Regions from separate parts of the Homo sapiens genome. Here region 2 is linked to region 1. Evidence: chromatin contacts called from ENCODE Hi-C or POLR2A ChIA-PET data. All regions are on one chromosome and are shown on one strand. Each heading gives the region's core, a stretch centred on a gene start or an enhancer-like site at or near the end of the contact. The rest is flanking DNA. Distances are from core to core; before and after follow the strand shown. Region 1 overlaps LINC02542 (long intergenic non-protein coding RNA 2542). Region 2 has its middle 43 kb from the start of LINC02542.

What was found. A loop is a pair of places that touch in the nucleus more often than their neighbours do. ChIA-PET counts read pairs that join two places held with the same protein, here RNA polymerase II (POLR2A). Pooled maps may share reads with other maps.
Region 2: a loop to region 1 is called in a pooled map, with 6 times the contacts of the local background. The contact joins two enhancer-like sites. A Hi-C loop is called at or near these places in 1 of 168 maps with a recorded cell type or tissue (ascending aorta) and 5 of 50 pooled maps. POLR2A ChIA-PET finds 5 or more read pairs at or near these places in 1 of 52 experiments (MCF 10A).

Annotation. Positions count from the first base shown.
Region 1 is chr6:82,021,563-82,024,068 of GRCh38, reverse strand. All of the region lies in intron 3 of LINC02542 (long intergenic non-protein coding RNA 2542), which reads left to right. The region is part of intron 2 of LOC107986617 (a long non-coding RNA gene); the gene reads right to left. Among named protein-coding and RNA genes, the nearest start is that of LINC02542, 79 kb to the left of the region's middle. Within about 2 kb of position 1,253, at least 5 of the 41 ENCODE cell types and tissues checked have a DNase peak (open chromatin) inside an H3K27ac peak, as active enhancers do.
Region 2 is chr6:82,143,843-82,146,348 of GRCh38, reverse strand. No RefSeq gene overlaps it. Among named protein-coding and RNA genes, the nearest start is that of LINC02542, 43 kb to the right of the region's middle. RefSeq lists an enhancer at 964-2,163. Within about 2 kb of position 1,253, at least 13 of the 41 ENCODE cell types and tissues checked have a DNase peak (open chromatin) inside an H3K27ac peak, as active enhancers do.

The DNA of each region.
Region 1 (2,506 bases), core at 4-2,503:
AAAATGTTCAAATTGGTAAATTTTATGTATATATATTTTACTACAGTAACAATATTAAAAATACAAAAAATGGCTATGTGCCTTAAGATGTTATAGTTGACCTTTCCTAGTCCGTTTCAGAATGTAAGGGCTAGAATCACAAATTTACTGCGTGCTATGATGGGGGAAATGGAAAGGAAGGAGGTAAAGTCATCAAGAACAGTTGTGAAGAGAAGGATAGAGTGAAAGCTATAGGGATAACGCAGAGTTAAGAAATAGTTTGCTGAAGATATATTTGGGCACGTTTTTGTGCTGAAGAGAAGCAAGCAAAAACAGGGAGGTTGGTTATACAGCAGAAAGAGAGAGTCGATAGAACAAGGTCCTGAAGAAGTAAGTAAAGTTCAGTGGGGTGAATGTAGCTTGGTAGATTGGGTGGAAGGCTGATGAAAGTGCTTATTCCCACTGTGAAGTAGCAGGTGTGGCCATTAATAAGAATGAGTCTCATTCTCATTATTGAGACCCTAACCCTAATGTGGAGCTGAAGAGGGGGCTGGAGTTTGAAGTAGTCACTAAGGGGGCTGGAGAGGGTGCCGATCAAGAATAAGTCAAAGGAATGCTGTTCATTGTTGAGGGCACAGGAAATGAGAATCATACATTTTTGTTGTGATTGTATGATTTTTTCCATTTGTGTTTAGCATACCGCGGAGGAAGGGACAAAGTAGATTATTGGATTCACTCCGTGTTTAAGGCTTCTGGTATAGGGGCAGTAGGACACATAGTCAAGGAAACTGAAATCCAGCCTTGATGGGAGAATGGTTTAAGTGATGAAGGTCCAGTCTGATGAGAAGAGGAAATCAAATGAGGAGGAATAGAGACTAGTCATTGGCAGTTTCACCAACTAAGCCAGTGGAATTCTGCTACTTCTCATGAAATGGATATGGAAAGATCATGGGCCTTAGAAACCAGGAAGCCTGTGTTCTAGACACAGCTCTGCTACTAACCAGTTACATTGCTTTGAACAAGTCATTTCATGTCTTTGGGCCTCAGTTTCTGGAACAGAGATCAGATGATATGTGACACTCCTTCCAGTTTTAACATTCCGGGACCATAGGTCAGGTGATTCATTTGATTAGTAATTCTTACAGTGCTCTGGAGGGGGAAATCCTTTCATGTGGACTTTTTCTTAACACCTAGGATGGAAGTTTCTTAACAAAAAATTTGCCCCTTATACACTGTTAGAGGAAGTAATCCAGGAGTCAGCTAATACTAAGAGAATATCAGAGTTCAACTGTCTAAGACATGTAGCCACTTCTACTCATCAGTGTTGGCATTCCTGTTCTATGAGTCATTTCAGGAAATCTTAGCTGCTTTCATGAGGGCACAGTCCCTGCACCCTGCTCTCCTTTTCCCTTGCTTTTCTTCCTCTGTCTGTTTGGCAATGGTCTGTCCTGTAGCATGTTATTGAATAGATCGGAAGATATTTATCAGGGGTTCCATGAAGTGCCCTGCTCTATGCTGGGACACTGGAATTCACGATGGTTGACAGCTGTTTCACCCTGTGAAACATATTCTGGCTGAGGAGATAAGACCCAAGCACGTGAAATCTTAGCAAATAACATAAAAGAATATATAGTGATGTTCCAAACTGAGAAGTAAAGACAAATACTCTAGGATTTCAGCAGTAACAGGTCATCATAGACCTGTAGAGCAAGTGGGATTTGAACTGAGCCTTGAACATTGGATCAAAATTTGGGAGAAGTCTCTCAATCAAAAATGGGTAGCATCAGACTTGGCAGCGAGAAGGAACTTGCTTTGGCTTTGTTGGTCATTTGCTGATTCCATCTTTTTGGTGAACTTTCAGTTCATTGACCGTTCCCTTTCTCAGTTTGATGCATCCAATTTCTCTCCATAAATCCATAGTTCCTCATATATTATACAGATATCTGAATGAATACAGATATCAGTTTATATTTAAAAATAACCTGAAGCCCTCTTTATGTTTGGAGGTGAGGTTGCAGAGTCAGCTGCTCAGATTGCCAAACCACGTGCACTATTGACTCTTCCAGATACTCTCAGGGATTTGCCATATTATGTTAAAAACAGCTCTTTGCAATTTTTATTGCACACTTGTTATGTGTTGATAAGCATGCATTCCAAAATAGCATTTCTTCTGCCCATACCTTTTACATGTTGCATATAAAACCATATTGCAATCAGATAAAACTATATTCTAAAATGGGATGGCAATGCCTTTCCATTGATAGCAATGCGAAGCTGGGTTTGAGGTGGGATTATACTTCAGGAAGAGACAAAATTCTCACTAGAAAGTTAGTGTAGATAACTCTAGGACTGAGGAGGGTGGGCAGCATATGACTTAATTTAAACACTAACCCAGGATCCTCAAAATGTATACGATTGACTCTATGCACTGACCTTGGAACTGCAAGGTTCAGACTCACAGTGTGCTGGGATAATCATCACTTGGCTGCTTATGTCCTCACTAATTTGTATTTCTTAAAATGCAGAA
Region 2 (2,506 bases), core at 4-2,503, 120 kb before region 1:
AGCTCTTAGTTTTGGTAGTGAGGACTGCAGGTGGTTTTGCTTGTGTTAATGAAAGCCAGAAACATTGATGATGTGGCTTAAGAAGATGTTTTGACACCTGAAGTGATTTATGGTGTAGGGCTTTAGGACTTCCTATGAAGAACCAGTTTCTTCCCCAGTGGCTTTGTGTCACCTCCCATAAAATGTCCAGTGGAAGCTTTCAGCCACATTAACTATTTGAGCACTGTAATCTCACAATGCATGGTGACCACAGCAGTTTTGGCCAAAGGCCTGGATAGAAAACCCTGGCAACTCAAGAGATCAAGCAACCTGAATGGTTTGGGCTCTCTAGGAAAGTATTCAGAGGGTCTGCTTCTTTAAACAAAAAACAACAAAACTCTTCCCATTTCTCACTGAACCATCATTGATAAGGGCTCCTGGTGTCCTCCCTGTCTGTTCACCTTAAGAGAGGGGCACAGAAGCCTCTACTTAGCTGCTGTTTCTGAGCCACATTGTGTGGAGGAAGGAGGGTACTCAGACAAACAAGGCTCACTAACCATTTGTTGTACTGTTACAAATTGGGCCGAGCCCTAGGTGTCTTTTCTAGCACCCTTGAAAATAGCATCCAATTCTTTGGCTAATTCCAGGCGAGGTGAAGAACTATGGTAAGCAGTAGCATCATCACCATGGAAAACCAAGGTATATGGGAAAAGTTAAAGATGTGGTGTTCTTGTAACTGTGGCTTATAATCAATGGAAGTAAGGCCCCTATTTACCAATAGTAAAGAGCATTTGTGTTTAGACTTCAAACTGCAGCCCTTCCTGGGTTCTGCTTAAACTTGATTTTTAGTTTCTTGAAGTGGTTTTGGAATTATAGTTGAGATAAAGATAGTAATATCACAATATAGATTTAGCTTTTAAATTGCATCAAGTAATATTGGAAGGCTTTAAAACTTACTTTAATATTCAAGCATAGAACAGGAGAGACTCAGACTATTTATACTTTCGCATTGGAGCTTGAATTGTGTACAAGTATGTATGTGAGTGTTTTGAATGTTTTCTGTTAGGTTTTTAGCTACGATAGGGCACATCAACTTATTTACACTCCAGCATAGTGAGCAGCAGCATAAGCCTTGGATCTGACAAAGCCGTGATTCTGTGGGAACATTTATATCACGTTTTCTGTCTCTCTCTCCTAAAGGGCGACTGAGGGAACCGATCCCTCTGGGACTTTTGCATGAGTCATTTGGCAGTCAGCATTGCTGCTTGTGAGCTATTGACAGGCAGTAGCCACTCCTCCCTCACCATTCCCTGTTCTGAGAAGCATACCTTTATCACTTCCATGCTTTTCTTCTTCTGTTCTGAAATTTTTTTAACAGAAAGGGTGTGTGTGTGTGTGTGTCTGTGTGTATGTGTGTGTGTGTGTGTGTGTGTGTGTAGGGTGAGAGAGGAAGAAAAACAGGTGATTTATATGCTTTAAATTCCTTTTCATTTTGCAAGGAGACCACATGCCATTTCCAAGACAGAGACATCCTGTGAGAAACAGATTTCATTAGAGAGTCTGAAATGACAGGAATGGTTTAAATTCAGCATCGAGGAAGAGAATGCTGCCTCTAGGTAATGCACAGCTAAAGTGGTTCCAAATGTTTTATCTGATGCCAGCTGTGCAGCCTTCTGGATAAATCATTTCACATCATACACTTCAGAGCATCCAGTGCGGATGTATCCCCCTGCCACAGAGATCCTTAACTGGAAACAAGCAGCTACTGCACTGCTACTGCCCCAAAAGGAGCTGCTTCCTCACCCCCTCACCGTTTCAGCATTTCCAGCACCATCACCTCATCCCAACAGCTCCATGACGGAACTCAGAGTGATGCAGACCAATAAACTCTGCCCATTGGGACTGAGTTTCCCTGAGTACACTAGCCATTCACTCCTATTTATTTTCCTTTAGACATGGTGAATCATCTTTTGTGCCGTCTTACATTGTGTGACTCATTGCAGTCTATTTTCTGCCCAGGCTCAGCCCAGTGGCTCATTTCTGGAGAGGCCCCTTCCATGTCTTAAATGTCATGGATCACAACATTGTACTTTGTAGGAATCCCAAGCTCGCTTCACCGGAGATTAGTGTAGTTAATCAGTAAGAGGATGACAAAGAAATTGCCTTTGTATGGATGAAACTACCCAGGTCTCTCAGACACTTATTTTAAGACCATAATTTGCATATTGCTTTGTGGTGATGACAGTGTTGGACTTTGTAATTTCATTCCCTTTGCTTTTATCAGGAGACACGTGTATCAAATGCAGCATGTGAAATCAACATCTGCTTAAAGAAGTTTCCAGCACAAACCTTAGCTAGTGGTGGCCTTTGCTAATGGCCTCCCTTCCCCTCCCCTCTGCTCTTCCACTTACCTTTTCTCCATGTACATGTTGGAGCAAAATAATTTTTATTTCTTCTTGATGCTCTTTCTAATTTATGACAAAATAGCTTTTCCAGATGACATATTACTAGTTAAATCAGAAAAAAA